Regions from separate parts of the Homo sapiens genome. Here region 2 is linked to region 1. Evidence: chromatin contacts called from ENCODE Hi-C data. All regions are on one chromosome and are shown on one strand. Each heading gives the region's core, a stretch centred on a gene start or an enhancer-like site at or near the end of the contact. The rest is flanking DNA. Distances are from core to core; before and after follow the strand shown.

Region 1 (7,951 bases), core at 4,503-7,002:
TTCTTTAAAGAATAGCGTTAATAAAATAAAAAAGGCAACTAAAGAGTGGTAAAAATATTTCTTAATATTTCTGAGTAAGAGTTTGTATACAAAATGTGTAAAGAACACTTGCCATCCAATCATAAGAAGACAATCCTGGGCCGGGCGCGGTGGCTCACGCCTGTAATCCCAGCACTTTGGGAGGCCGAAGCAGGTAGATCACGAAGTCAGGAGATCGAGACCATCCTGGCTAACATGATGAAACCCCGTCTCTACTAAAAATACAAAAAAAAAATTAGCCGGGCGTGGTGGCGGGCGCCTGTAGTCCCAGCTACTCAGAAGGCTGAGGCAGGAGAATGGTGTGAACCTGGGAGGCGGAGCTTGCAGTGAGCCGAGATGGCACCACTGCACTCCAGCCTGGGCAGCAGCGTGAGACTCCATCTCAAAAAAAAAAAAAAAAAAAAAAGAATACAGTCCTGTAAGAAATAAATGAATTTATTAAACAAGTTAGCCAAAAATTACTTGTAAGTATTCAATAAGCACATAAAAATGTGCACACCATTTTAGTCATTAAAGACATAGGAATAAAAATCCAGAACCTACCCATGACTATGGCAAAAGTTGAAAATTCTAACAGTGTCAAGTTTTGGCAAAGGTATAGAAGTATTTTTACTCTCATACTTTGTTGGAGAGAATGTAAAAGAATATAAGTGCTTCAAAAAACACTTTGACAATTTCCTAAAATATAAATAAATTCTATAACATGATTCATTTATCCAAAATAAATGAAAATATGTGTCAAATGTAAACCGCGTTTATGAATACACACAGCCGCTCCATGTACAACACCAAAACATGGAAACAATCAAAGCTCACCAGCAGAGGAATGCATAAGCAAATTACGGTATGTTCATCCAATGGAATTCTATTCTGCAATGACAATGAAAAAACTATTGATATTTACATCATAGATGTCTCTTAAATCTTTATGCTAAGGAAAAAAACTTCACACATAAAAATGTATATTCTGTTGATTATTAATTATCTTTAACTATAGGAATCTGATCTGTGGTTTCCTTGGGTTACAGGCGAAAATGAATGATATTGAAAAATTTTAAGAAGGACTGTTTCTGGATAATGTGAATGTTCTGTACCTTGATTGTGGTTTCACAATTGAATATGTCTGTCACCACATTGAATTTTAAATATAATTAAATATATTTTAAAGTATGTAGTTTATTTTCTGAAAATTATGCTTCAGTAACATTGTTAATATAAGAGTAAGACCATATTAAAAATAATAATTACATTGTATTAATATAAGATGCAAATATATTTTTATAAAACAACTAAAATACATGGACAAATATCAGGAATAATTATTGTGTTGTAAATTTTAACATTTAAACATAAATATAAATGTATTCAAGTTATCACATGCTATGTTGCATTTGAAACTTGCTTTTAAATACAGGTTTCACAATATAATATGTCAATTTTAGTTTCTCCATTTACTTTCAAAATTGTCAGAGTTAGATAATAAATAAATTGATGCTCTAAGTGATGCCTAAAATCTCAGAGAGCTACCAATTAGCCAGCTTTAACTTGAAACAGAGAGGCATGAGGGTACTAGGATATTTAAAATCTATATTTCAGAAAAATTTGTCACAGGGATTGTTGTGCAGTAATTAAATGAGAGTTTTTTTTTTTTAATTTCCAAGAAAATGTTACAGCCAAAAACATCACAAGGTCAAGATTACTAAATCTTTGACTCTTCGATCTGTAAATAAATTCCAGGTCCTCAGACCTGCTTCACCATTAATTGAGATGCAAATCTGAGCAGGGTGCAAGGAGACTGGGATTGTTCAAATCTCCTTTAGATGCCACTGCAAAAGAGGTAAACAAGGTAGAGTGGAACCAAGCGTTTAGAAGAAAAATTAATAAAGGAATCTATTTGTATGCAGGGTAAGTGTCCTTAAGATTCTACCCAGAGAAATAGTGACAGCTGTCTCTCCAAAAAAAAAAAAAAAAAAGCATCAGCATGTTCCACTCCAATGTCACTGTATACTGAGTGTGTAGTGGAAGAAATATTTCCATTTTTTATTCATTGGTCTCTTAAACTGAAGGAGATCACCCATACCTAATATAGAGAAATGGGTAATAATCATAGATCATAAATTTTTAGGGCTGAACGTTATGGCATTGGGGAAATACCTTCTATATTTGGGAGAAAGAGTGAAATACCCTGGGGTGGAATCTGCCTTGATGTTCTCCAAAAATCGTTTTGTTTTTTTGACCTACAGTAATACAACATCCCCTAGCCCTCTCACATTTAAGTTAGATCATGTTAATAGTTTCTACAATAGCATATGTGTGGAAATGACGCATCTATCATGTGCTGAGACTCTTTAGAGGGAGTTTCTTTCCTTATGCTCTGTCCATACTTGGTTCTCAGCTCTCTGAATGCTCGTGGTCCAATAGAGAACTACAAAGATGACCTAGGGAACAATAGGACTATCAGATGGAAGGAAATAGAGTTTTTTAATTACTAACCACCACATTGCACTATGATATGAATGTAAGATACTTCTTTATTTTGATAAGGCGTTGATATATCTGTGGTAATGTTTCAGGTTTTAGACTTGTTCAGGTCACTGTGGTATTTAAATGAATTATGAAATACCCAATTTATCCAATTCTCCTTTTTCATAATACACCAGTGTACTCCAGTGGAAAATGGACATTCAGCTTGTCCCAACCTGGTAATGGAAAGTTTCTGGAAAATCATGAGTACCATTTTCAATTGTAGATGGAAATGAAGAAAGCCCTCTTTGGACATACCAAATCAGTGATAATAAAGAGTACAGAGGAACAATGTAGGAGAGGCATGCTGTGGTATAGAGAAGCAGATTTAGCATGCATAGAGGAAGTTGGTTTTAGAAACATACTGTCAAATGGTCATAGAACGCCAAACAAGAAGAAACAAATGTAACTCCACATAGAAGTAGATTTGGTGCTCCTGATTTTATGCCTGAGAAACATCACCATACACACCCGGAAGTAGCTGCAATAGGGAAAGGATGTTGAAAAGTTTCTTCTTTTCCTTCTGTTTTAAATAATCTAGTTTAAAATGTTTATTTTTGAAGTGGCTTGCATTAAATTTTTTTTTTTTATTGTAGGTTCAGGTGTCCATTTGAAGGGTTGTTCCACATGGGGTTTGTTGTACAGATTTCACCCAGGTATTATTTTTTGTTTTTCTTTTGAGACAGAGTTTCACTCTTGTTGCCCAGTCTGGAGTGCAATGGCACGATCTCGGCTCACCGCAACCTCCACCTCCCAGGTTCAAGTGATTCTCCTGCCTCACCCTCCCTAGCAGCTGAGATTACAGGCATGTACCACTACACCTGGCTAATTTTGTATTTTTAGTAGAGATGGGATTTCTCCATGTTGGTCAGGCTGGTCTCGAACTCCTGACATCAGGTCATCCGCCCTCCTCGGCCTCCCAAAGTGCTGGGATTACAGGCTTGAGCCACAGTGCCTGGCCCTCACCCAGGTATTAAGCCTAGTACCCAATAGTTATTTTTTCTGCTCCTCTCCCTCCTTTCATTCTCCATCCTCAGGTAGGCCCTCCATGTGTCCATGTGTTCCCATCACTTAGCTCTCACTTTTAAGTGAGAGCATGCAGTATTTGGTTTTCTGTTCTTGAGTTAGTTCGCTAAGGATAATGGCCCTCAGCTCCATCCATGTTCCTGCAAAGGACATAGTCTTCTTTTTTAATGGTTTCATAGGATTCCATGATGTATACGTACCACATTTTCTTTATCTAGTCTACCACTGATGGACATATAGATTGATTCCATGTCTATGCTATTGAGAATAGTGCTGCAATGAATGTATGTGTGCATGCATCTTTATAATGGAATGATTTCTATTCCTTTGGATCTAGAGCCAGTAATGTGATTATGGGGTAGAATGGCAGTTCTGTTTTTACCTCTTTCAGGAATCGTCACACTGCTTTCCACAATGGTTGAACTAATTTACACTCCCATCAAGACACTGTAAGTGTTGCCTCTTCACTGCAACCTCACCAGCATCTGTTATTTTTTGACTTTTTAATAATAGTGATTTTGACTGGTGTGAGATGGTATCTATCTCATTGTGGTTTTGATTTGCATTTCTCTAATGATCACTGGTTAGTGATGGAAAGTTTGATTTGCATTTCTCTAATGATCACTAGTTAGTGACCATTAGACCCGCTCAGGGAGGGACGGGCCCACAAACGCTCCGAGGACAACGGCTCTGCAGCAGGGCCAAAGGTGCACTCACTCCGGGAGCAGTGGCACACAGGATGTATGGGCACACTCACAGTGGCAGGGAAGGGAAGGCAATGTCCTCTGGCACACACACTCACTGGCAAAGGGATGCTGGTATTAGTGTTTTTATAATTAGCATAAATAATAGGAGAGAGACATAAATAGGGGGTGGCTATGGGTGAGTGAGTGCAGGCAAAGTGGCCCGAGAGGCTGCAGTGCAGGGAGGGTGCTGGTGGGCTGGCCTGTGTCTGCACAGGCTACTCTGCTGGATCAGTCTGCTGGTCAGCCGGGGGTCCACCAGCACAGGAGCTATGATGTGGCCCCCAGGAGGTACCTGGCTGGGGGCCAAGCTGGGACCCAGGAGAGGCCAGCAAACTGAGTGGTGCTGAAGTTAGAATAGCCTCATGTAGTGGGTGAGACTGCCGTGCAGAATTCAGGTCCCATAGTTCCCATAGGGCTAAAGCTTCCTACGGGAGCAGGTCAAGCCTGGGGGGATGGGCATCCCTGGCCATGCTCCACTACAGACACTTTCACACTAAACCCTCTGGATTCCACACAGGCTGGAGTTCTGCCCCTACCACTTGTCTAAGCATCTCTCCCTGCCAGTTCAAGTGTTACTTGTGGTCCAGGGGTTTTCTCCTGCTGGGATTCGGAGGCTCATGGAAAGAGAGGGTTGCTCCTTGCCCATTCAACTCATGCTTTTGCAGGAGTCACTGGGGGCCAGGAATGCTTCCTGTGTGTGGTACCCCCATGCAGAATTCCTTTCCTTCTGAAGATTTGCTAGGAGTGCACCAATCTTCCTGATGTCCTGGTCCCTCGTGGGCGATGTTCCTCTTGACTGCGTCTAGTGGGACGTCTTGGAGTGGTATATTACATTTTCAATCAGCTGGATACATTTCCCTGGTGCCTTATAGACAACACAGAATGAAATAAATGTATAGATAGATTTTCTCAGCAGAATTAACATGTTTTAATATCCACAAAAAAAGTTAACCTAGGAACAGAGGGTTCCACATCTGAAAAAGAATCTCACCGTTCAATATGTCGAAGACATCAAGCATATCATGTTCGTGTGATTAAACACATGATATATTTTTTAAAGGTCTAGTTAATTTGGATCTGGATAAATTATTGGAATAGAAGTAAGGCAGACAAATCCACACTAAGTATTAGGGGCCTCAAATACACAGTTGGAAAATTTTTAACTTTTTCCTGAAAGTAATACTAGACAACTAAATGGTATTTAATTAACTCCCCTCATGAGGAGATGAAGAGGAGGATAAGTTTACTTAAAGTAGTTTTGAAAAATGAATCAGAATGATTGACAAACAGAAGCAGCCTTCTAGAAATTAAACTGATACTCAAGAGAAGACACATCCCAGGTTGAGTCTGACTATTCCTATATAAGAGCTGTTGCTGTTTGAAACAAGCAAGCGTATTGCAAAATTACAGTTCCCGAGAAAAGGAAGAGCTTAAAAAGTCTGTACAGACAGCTTCATGCAAATCCCTAAAGGTAAGCCATAATTGGGTTGACAGACTATTTTATTTAAGAATAGTTACAAGTTTGTGGATAGAAATGCAACTAATAAAACAGAAAAGCATGAAATTTTGAGACCTTTATCTGAAAATTAATTATTTAACATTTAAATCATGTATCTCTTCACTACAAAGTTAAATAAAATTAGATGTCCAATAATGGTAAAATTGCATTAGTGATGAAAAGTCATTTAAGGCAATTTTGAAAACTAGTACTAATAGAAATGTATAAATATGAGATAGTATTTGTCTGATCACTTTCATTTATCAACGTATTAAGTCAAATGCATTGGCTGACCGGGCTAAAATAGGTATAGGTGCAGCAGATTTGAAGACACAGAAAAAAAGAATTTGTTTAGAAAGTTGGAGAACAAACGTTAAGCAAGTGTAATGGGAATTGACAAGCAGTGATTTCCTCATATTGGATGACATTGACATGAAGTGAAGCAAGACAGTGTGTTTTTGTTTTGTTTTGTTTAATTTTTTGGTCCCATTTATATGCTCTGGCCACTTAGATGGCCAGAGTAAATGTTAGCTGGGTTTAATCAAAGAATTTTACTTTAATAAGGCAACAGGATGAAGGGAAAATAGAGAGAAGGAATTGTATTTGGTTGAAAGGAACTGTATTTGGTTATATGACAATGGAGAAATTCACTTAGATAAAAAAAAGAAATGTAAAAAAAATTGTGATGAATTTCTACATCTTGATTAAGTTATAATTTAATTACTATTTAGCATTCACTGTATTCAGGGCAATAACAGGGGAAGTCAATAAACTGCCTACTGGTATTAGTGTTTTTATATTTAGCATAAATAATAGGAGAGAGACATGAAGTAGAGCAACAATAATGCATGTATTTAGTCTCTCAGTAACCAAGAAATTGTTTAAGATAATTGATTCTCACTGGTGCATAAAAGGAAAAGTTTAAAATTCATTTTGAGTATGAATTAATCGTAATATTCAAGGGCAACATTTTGAATTAAAAAAACTGGAATATGACTACCAATACAAAGAAAAATGATATTCTCAGATGAAATAGTAAAAGCCTACACTATAACTCTACTCTTAAGTGTGAAATAATAAGATGTTATTCCTCCATAATATTTTCTAAACAACAATGCATGCTTCTCAATGCCTCTGGTTGCATTATATCCCAGTATAATAAAATATATTGAGGTTTCATTTCTTAAATTGATTTTAATGCTAAATCAGTTTATTATCTAGAAACAGAGCAAGTACTGGTGAAAATGACTTAAGAGCTTAAGTAAGTATATTCCTGTATCTCATTTAGTTAACCCAAGAGGAAAATATTGTTCAAAATATGGATGAATTAACTGTCTTGAATTTGCTATATCTGCAGATGGAGAGCAAACTAAAAGAGAAAAATCAAATGTGACTACAATAATGGAATTTGTTCTTTTGGGGTTTTCTGATATTCCCAATCTCCACTGGATGCTTTTTAGTATATTTTTACTTATGTATTTGATGATCCTGATGTGCAATGGCATCATAATACTACTAATAAAAATTCACCCCGCTCTCCAGACTCCCATGTATTTTTTTCTTAGCAATTTTTCCCTTTTGGAAATCTGTTATGTAACAATCATTATCCCAAGAATGCTCATGGACATTTGGACTCAGAAAGGAAATATTTCTTTGTTTGCTTGTGCTACACAAATGTGTTTTTTTCTTATGCTTGGAGGCACGGAGTGTCTCCTTCTGACAGTGATGGCCTATGACCGCTACGTGGCTATTTGTAAGCCTTTGCAGTATCCTCTAGTGATGAACCACAAAGTCTGCATTCAGCTGATAATAGCTTCCTGGACCATCACAATTCCTGTAGTAATTGGGGAAACATGCCAAATTTTCCTTTTGCCCTTTTGCGGAACTAACACAATTAATCATTTCTTTTGTGACATCCCGCCAATACTCAAGCTTGCTTGTGGAAACATATTTGTGAATGAGATAACAGTCCATGTAGTAGCGGTGGTGTTTATCACGGTGCCATTTCTGTTGATTGTTGTCTCTTATGGCAAAATTATCTCCAACATTTTGAAATTGTCATCAGCCAGAGGAAAGGCTAAAGCCTTCTCCACCTGCTCATCTCACCTAATAGTTGTAA
Region 2 (7,951 bases), core at 2,114-4,613, 58 kb before region 1:
AGAGCAGAAGCTGGTTGATCTGAGTGTCTGTACATGATAAAGCCAGAAGAGGTGGGATATCACAGAAAAAATGATTGACGATATTGGAGCCACAAAATGACAGCCTGAATGTGAGGCACACATGGACCAGTGATGTTGTACTTCCACTGAAATATGCCAACACAATGAAGCAGACACAGACTCTCCTAGACATCAGTGTAGTATAGAGCAGTGGGTTGCAGATGGCTGCATAGCGGTCATAAGCCATTGCTGCCAGGATAAGGCACTCAGCATCAGCAAAAGAAGCGAAGAAAAACATTTGTAGTGCACACCCATAAGGAGAGATGCTTTTCCTGGATGCCAAGAAGTTTGCCAGCATTTTAGGAGTGATTGCTGTAGAACAGCTGATGTCTAAGAAAGATAAGTTGCTAAGAAAATAATACATGGGAATTTGAAGGCTTGAATTAATATTAACTAGAATTATTAAGAGTATATTTCCGACCATAGTTAATGTATATACCAGAAGGAATACCAAGAACAGTGTGACTCTGAGAGGTAGATAATCTGTGAATCCAACAAATAGGAACTCAGTTGGCATGGTGTAATTACTCTCCAACATCTTAGTTTTCTTGTTTTTCCCACTGGACCTAGGTAGTATCAGCAGATGTGAGTTAACTTGAGTTATGGATGAACCAAAAGTATCTTTATTCTCTCTTCTAAGGAATCAAATAGAAGGTCAGTAAAATCACAGAGATGTCATTTTTTGTAAATTTTGATTTTGATTTTGTCATTTGATTAAAGGAAGTATAATAATTAAAGATCACCATTGATAGCAGAAAATGTTATTTAGATGGTGGTGTTTTATAATATAGTACCTCTTTAAACGCGCTGCACTTTATGTGATGATAATAGTTTTTACAAGCTGAAAGGGATAAATGTAGCTCATGTAATGAGACCTAGTAGAATAATGAGAGTTGGCAAAATCTTTAGAGGCAAAGCTCTCTTTTTGCAACCCTAAAATCACATTCTTCTACATAAAGGAGAGTTGAGATAAAATATGAAAGAATGTCCATATTTAAAACTGTGTAATCACACAGAAGAATATCTGTGATGTTGGGAGGTTACTTAACGTGGTAGTTAAGAGCATGGTAATTATGGAAGAGATGGCTGGATTTACAACTTGGCTTTGCTATTTACTGTTTGTGTGACTTTGGTATAGTTATTTGACTTTCTGTGATAGTTAAGATGAATAAATAAATATTCCTAGTAAGTAGACATCCCTACATCACTTATGTGACTACACATACAAGTCACTGTGTGAGCGCTGATTAAATAAAATTTATTAAAAATAAATAAATTGACTCCATTTTGATTGTTTTGGGGTTTTTTTTGTCTGAACACCATGAAATATCCAGATCATTCTCAATATTCATCTTGTCTTTGACATCATAGATGCATTATTTGTTTTCTGTTGTAAAAATAAGTCGTGTGTGTGTGTGTGTGTGTGCTATATACAAATGTATTGTTTGGCATACTAAATCTTTTACTCATGCCCTATCATTGTTGCTTTCTTTTTCAAGATTTAGTTTACTTTCTAATCTCTGAAGTAAGCACTGTTTGGTGTGAGGTTCCAGAAACATTAGTATGTTTTGAAGGGCTGCATATGCGATTGGACTTCTAAACTGGTTCTGTAAGGACAAACATTGTATGGAAAAATGAAAAAATAATCAAGAACAAGAAAAGCTGAGATGATTTTAAATAAAATACAATGCGAATGGAATATTAAGCAGGAAGCTAGATCATTTGGAAGTGAGAAGTGTCTATGGTGAGTAACGTAGTGAGTAACTAAGGGAAATTATGAGATCTATTGTCTCTATCATGCCTGATAACCTCAGAACCTCCTTTCTCCAGCCAAATGGCAAGGAATCTTCTAAATGTACCGAAAAGAGAAGCCAGCCTTCTTTGTGAACTCAGATTTTTTAGAAGAGCAAATAACTTGACAGGGTAAGAATGCAATGTGTGTACCTAAAACTATAGTGAAGAAATCCCAACTCTGAAAAAATACTAGAAAAATGTACACATTTGCAAGCTTTATATAATATTCAAATCCTCACAACTGGATGTATATTTTCTCTATTATTCCTGGCCAACCCTAGCAAATTTCCACACTAACATTTCCGATGGGATGGCTAAATCGAATACACAGGCTCATCCAAACAAGTGACATTTCCATTAATGATTTTAATGAGTTTATATATTATATCCAAAAACAAGTTATGGGATCAAAGTCTTATTTTTCTTTCTTGAGTCCCATGACAACTACAAAACGATTTAAAGGGGTTTTGTAGTCAATTGTCCAGTGAGAGACTGAGCATCTCAAGACAACTTTCCTTTTCCTACAGGATTTATCTCACGCTGCTCTGAACTGAAATCAGAAAAATCTCCCAAAATGAGTTGGACCCCACTGGATCTTAGGGAAATCTCATTTGACAAACCTCCTATTTCTAAAAGATGTCTATTAATAAACTTTATTTGCTATTCTCTTTGAAGGAGATACGCAGATAGCAGAAATATTAGTACTGATTTCACTCAATCTTTTCTTTACAAATGGCATTGTGCTGAGCTTAAGCACACAGGATTTGAAGTTAGGCAAATGAGTATAAATAACCTCAGGTCCAAATATAATTTTCTAGAACTCATTGAACTTCTCTATGCCTAAATTATTTGTTATATTTAATTAGCATAATAATATATTATAAGACTGAAATCAAGATTGAACTAGGTAGCTTTACAGAGGTTGGTATGCTGTAGATGCATCAAAATGTATGTTATTATATATTATAATTATTACTATTAATGCTATTATGATTATTTAACAATTCAATATCTGACTTTGAAATGACAAATTCTCCTAGTTTGTTTTTATATGAACAAACACAAACAATTAACCACACTGCAGGTGAATATGTGATTTGTGCTTATAAAATCTGAGGTTTAGCATGCTGCTACAGAAAATTATTACACCATTGTTTTTCCAAAAATTCTTAATAGGCATAGTCAGCTTCCTTCTCATGGCAATAAGGTACACAACGAATTGGGCGTGACATTTTTTTTTCTAATTGCCATGGATAAGGTAAGCTTAGGTCTATGCTACCACCGTCTTCTGCCCACTCTTAGCCCACATACATACACAAACTGAAACACACCACACACACACACACACACACAGAAATAGCAGAGATACATTTTATCTGAGGCAAATTCATGGTCTTTGCTACATTCACAACAAACATTTTGTTAATGCTTTAGGGAAAAAATCACTTACCTCAGCACCATCAAGAACTTTGAATTTTATCACTTATTTTGCACAATGGGCTATCAACATTTTTCTCTAGGTTTTAGAAATAATTCTTATAAGGGATGAGTATATATATTCTAGTCTGTGACAAGTGAGACAGTGTCCCAAGATAATTTCCAATCCCAGTAGGGTGTCTGATAGTTAATTGTTCTCATCCTAGTGGTATAGGTATGTGGCTTAGCTGATTTCTCTTAAATGAAAAAAGGTAAAGGATAATAACACAATTGGCTATACTGTAACCAGTAATAACATAACCTGTCTTCATCATTGAGAGAGGTTTGATTAAAACAACAGTCTTTTAATTCTACCAGCCAAAAAAAAATTCTTCTGTAAATTCTTATTTCTATCAGTTCTCATTATGAATTCAGTTACTTAATGATACTTTGAAGTATTTAGTCATATTATCGAATTCTAAAGTACAAGCTCAATATATTGAGAAGAATCTCAGGCACTCTAATGTTTGGTTGCTTTTCCATTGTTGGAGTGTCTAGAAAGAAGTATGCCTTGAATGTTAAGCTACTAGAGTAAACACTGGTGATTCAGGCAACCTAGAGCAGTTGTGCCATTTCATGGCTATGGGACCTTGAACTACTCATTTAAACTAATGTTTACTAATTTTTAAATTGTGAATAATAATTGCACACATCAAATTCTTGTCAAGATTGAGATGACTCAAGGCCACTTGTTCAACAGATGGTACTTGTTCCATGACTCTACGTTTTCTCTAACAATTATAGCACTGTTTGCAACAGTATTTTTTAATACTTTATAACACTGCTCTAGATTGTAATGTTCTTTAAATGATTGATGATGGCATAGTCTATACCTTATGATTCTTAAGATTGACAGACTAGGGAGTGGATAAATACAGGATCCCACCTGGCTTCTCTTCTATACCTGGTAGGAAAATTGAAATCAGTTTTGTGGCTTCCAGAAGGGCTTTCTATTTAATAGGTGGACCTATGTTAGAAAGAGAAGGTTTAAACAAAGTTGTCAACCTTTGAGAGCATCCAGTAAATGGTTCAAAAATGCACTCATTCATATAGAAGATGAATGTAATCTCGAAAATTGAAAGCAGCTTATTCATGGGTTGTGTCCTTTATGTGGTAGGAAATATAAGGTTTAGAAAAAGATGCTTCCATGTAAGGAATCACAGAAAGCCCCCAGATGCCTGGACCTACAGAAACAAGGATTCTAAATTGCTGATATTTCCAGTTTTCCATATTATGTTTTGTCTTCAATATGGTGGATAACTGTGTCCTTTAATGGGATAATGAAAGGCAAATTGACTTTTTTCTTCAGAGGCTGAAATGTACAAATTTAGAGACTAATATTGACATTTTGTGTTTCTCCTGCTAAGAACAAGTAAAATGACTGAGGAAGTTTGCTTTCCTTTTGTGGGTTAGGGAGGGGGAGGAAATACTATACAGATTAAAAGCTACAAGGAGGGTACCATGGGCTGTACGGTAAGAAGACCACATCTGGAATGATAGTTTTAAATAGAAATAGATAGTTGATCAAATTAATAAAGAATAATTAACTCATATTTTTGAAGACTCATTTTTCTTCTGTACTGGCAAAATAAAAGAGCCAAATGTAATTACATTAGAAACTTAGCCATCTATATATTTTTAAATGTTAGTATTGTGCAGTAAAGGATAAACTCAACTATCTGGGGTCTTCAGAACTGGCCCTGACAACCTCTGAAATATCCTGTCTTCGAATATCCTGTCCGATAAGGGCATCTTTATATACTTTGGCTCAGTTTACACTCATGGTATGATTTATTCTGCTTGCCTGTTTTTGCGTACCTGGGGCTTCTAGGTTATGCTGTATTCATATGGGCCATTTGAAGACTACGTATCTAAGATCAGGTAAGTGGGTTCTCCATGCCCATGTGACTGACCCTCAATCAAACCCTGGAAACAATTATTTGGTAAGCTTCTGTGATTGGCAATATCCCATACTTGTTATCAGACAATACTCCTGGGAGAATTAAGTATTGCCTGTGTGATTCCACTTAAGAGGACAAGTGGAAGCTCGTACTTGGTTCTCCTGGAAACTGACCTATACACTCTTTTCCTTTTACAATTTAATCCATATCTTTGTGAAACAGGTTCACTGTGTACTGGTTATCAACTTGTCTGGGCCCAGTGAGACAGAACACCCATACACACAAGTTGCATGAAGCAGGCAGCAAAGGACAACAGAAGCCCAGGACTTTTTGAAAGCTGGGCTTCCAAAGTTCAGGAAAGAGGCCCAGACTGAATGGGGTTTCATCTGCATATGCCTCACTTGCACTGCAGCTGAGGGAACCCAGAAAGCAGCCTATCCTGGTTTTGTACCCTAGGGTTAGAAGAATTGCTGGGGCCAAAGCCTTGAAGGACAGTCTGTTTCTAAAGTGAAGGAGGCATTGGCCAGAACAACATGTGCTCTGTTCCAGCTGCCTCGCCTATCTCAGAATGTTATATTTCCAGTAGGTTCTACAGTTATTTTTGAGAATTACACGTGAGGGAGGAGGGACAACTGGACTACTCAAAGGCTACCTGGAAAACTGTCCTCCAATCTTTAGTGGTAATAAACCATAACCATAAGCATAATAGCTTTTCTGAGTTCTGTGAGTTCTTCTAGTGAATCATTGAAACTGGTGATAGTCTTTGGGATCTCTGATACAAGTACTAAGTTCTAATGTCCTCAAGTGTATTTTTTAACAAGATTTCAACCATCTTTATTTTATATTAGGTAAAATATATAAAAATATATGACAGTTATAAAATATTTTATTGTAAAATATTAGGTAAACATTTAGTTAAATCCAAAAATGTCTATATAAATCAGAAAGCAAAAGAAATACTTATAAACTCACCACAGAAATTAATTAAAAAACAAAAAATCTTGAATATTGCCAAAATTGGAAATTCTCTATGATCATCTTCATTATCTTGCTTCCCTGACAGTGGCAGCTACTTTTCTGCATTATTCCCTATATTTCAATTTTTTTTTTTTTTTTGAGGTGGAGTCTTGGTCTGTCACCCAGGCTGGAGTGCAGTGGCATGATCTTGGCTCACTGAAACGTCTGCCTCCTGGGTTCAAGCGATTCTCCTGCCTTAGCCTTCCGAGTAGCTGGGACTACAGGCGTGTGCCACCAGGCCCAACTAATTTTTTTGTATTTTTAATAGAGGGAGGGTTTCACCATGTTAGCCAGGATGGTCTCAGTCTCCTGACCTTGTGATCCACCCACCTTGTCCTCCCAAAGTGCTGGGATTACAGGCGTGAGTCACCACGCCTGGCCCCTAGATTTCAATTTTGAAAATAATTTCATCTATATTCCTAAAACGATTATTTTAATAAATCTCCTTTTTAAAATTTTTGAACATTGTAAATGTGATATCACGTTTGTCATCTACAGAGCTTATGTTTTTCTTTAATATTGTGTTTCTCACATTCTCCCATGTGCATACGTATTTCTTCACTGTAATTTCATAATTTGTTGTATTATTTTTCTTTGCTGTATCATAATTAAATTGCCTATTACCTAATTTTATGACCAATGCTACTATTAATGTTATTTTACTCTTCTCTAAGCACACATGTACAAGAGTCTGCATTGATTGCATATAGGGTATACATATAGGGTATACAACTTTAAAATATAGCAAATTATTTTCTAAATTTCTTTTTTTGTTTTTTTTTCTTCTCTTAGTACCATTTTAATATGTAAATAAAATATACGTCATTGCAACATTTTTTTATTTGTTTTTATTATTGTACTTTAAGTTTTAGGGTACTTGTGAACAATGTGCAGGTTTGTTACATATGTACACATGTGACTTATTGGTATGCTGCACCCATTAACTTGTCATTTACATTAGGTATATCTCCTAATGCTATCCCTCCCCACTGCCCCCACTCCACGACAGGCCTCAGTGTGTGATGTTCCCCTTCCTTTGTCCAAGTGTTCTCATTGTTCAATTCCCACCTATGAGTGAGAACATGCGGTGTCAGGTTTTTTGTCCTTGTGATAGTTTGCTGAGAATGATGGTTTCCAGCTTCATCCATGTCCCTACAAAGGACATGAACTTATCCTTTTTTATGGCTTCATAGTATTTCATGGTGTATATGTGCCACATTTTCTTAATCCAGTCTATCATTGCTTGTTCATATCTACAATCTCAACAACAGAACATAACACCTCAGATAACTTGTATTTGCTAATGCTTTTTATACTCTGAAATTAATATTTTCTGCCAATATAATAGGGGTGATAGATATTTTTAATCTTTAACACACCTGGAATAATTTGTTGTGTATTATATGAGGTAGGAATCTTAGACAGTATATTTTTTGCAGTTTTTTAAAAAATGTAAGTTCTCTATCTTCAATGGTGCTCTATGATATATTAAATTTTCATTTTTGTGTAGGTCTGGTTCTGGGTTCTCTATTGTGATCACTTGTCAATGTTCCATTTTCATCATTGCTACACTTTCCTATTATAGCATTGATACAGGCTTACTTGGTACTTCTTCAGGAATGTCTTGGCCCTTTTTGTTCTGGGTTATTACTAAAAAAATTATAACCAGCTTGTCACATTAATTGAGAATATTATTGAAATAT

Evidence for each region. A loop is a pair of places that touch in the nucleus more often than their neighbours do.
Region 2: a loop to region 1 is called in a map of naive thymus-derived CD4-positive, alpha-beta T cell, with 3 times the contacts of the local background. The contact joins the promoter of OR5AS1 here to the promoter of OR10AG1 in region 1. A Hi-C loop is called at or near these places in 1 of 168 maps with a recorded cell type or tissue (naive thymus-derived CD4-positive, alpha-beta T cell).

The regions. Positions count from the first base shown.
Region 1 is chr11:55,967,746-55,975,696 of GRCh38, reverse strand. OR10AG1 (olfactory receptor family 10 subfamily AG member 1) reads left to right here and starts at 5,752. Exons shown (of 2, transcript NM_001005491.2): 1 at 5,752-5,805; 2 at 7,190-7,951. The coding sequence starts at 5,790.
Region 2 is chr11:56,023,066-56,031,016 of GRCh38, reverse strand. It overlaps OR5AS1 (olfactory receptor family 5 subfamily AS member 1), which reads right to left and starts at 3,363. Exons shown (of 2, transcript NM_001001921.2): 1 at 3,305-3,363; 2 at 1-626. The coding sequence starts at 598.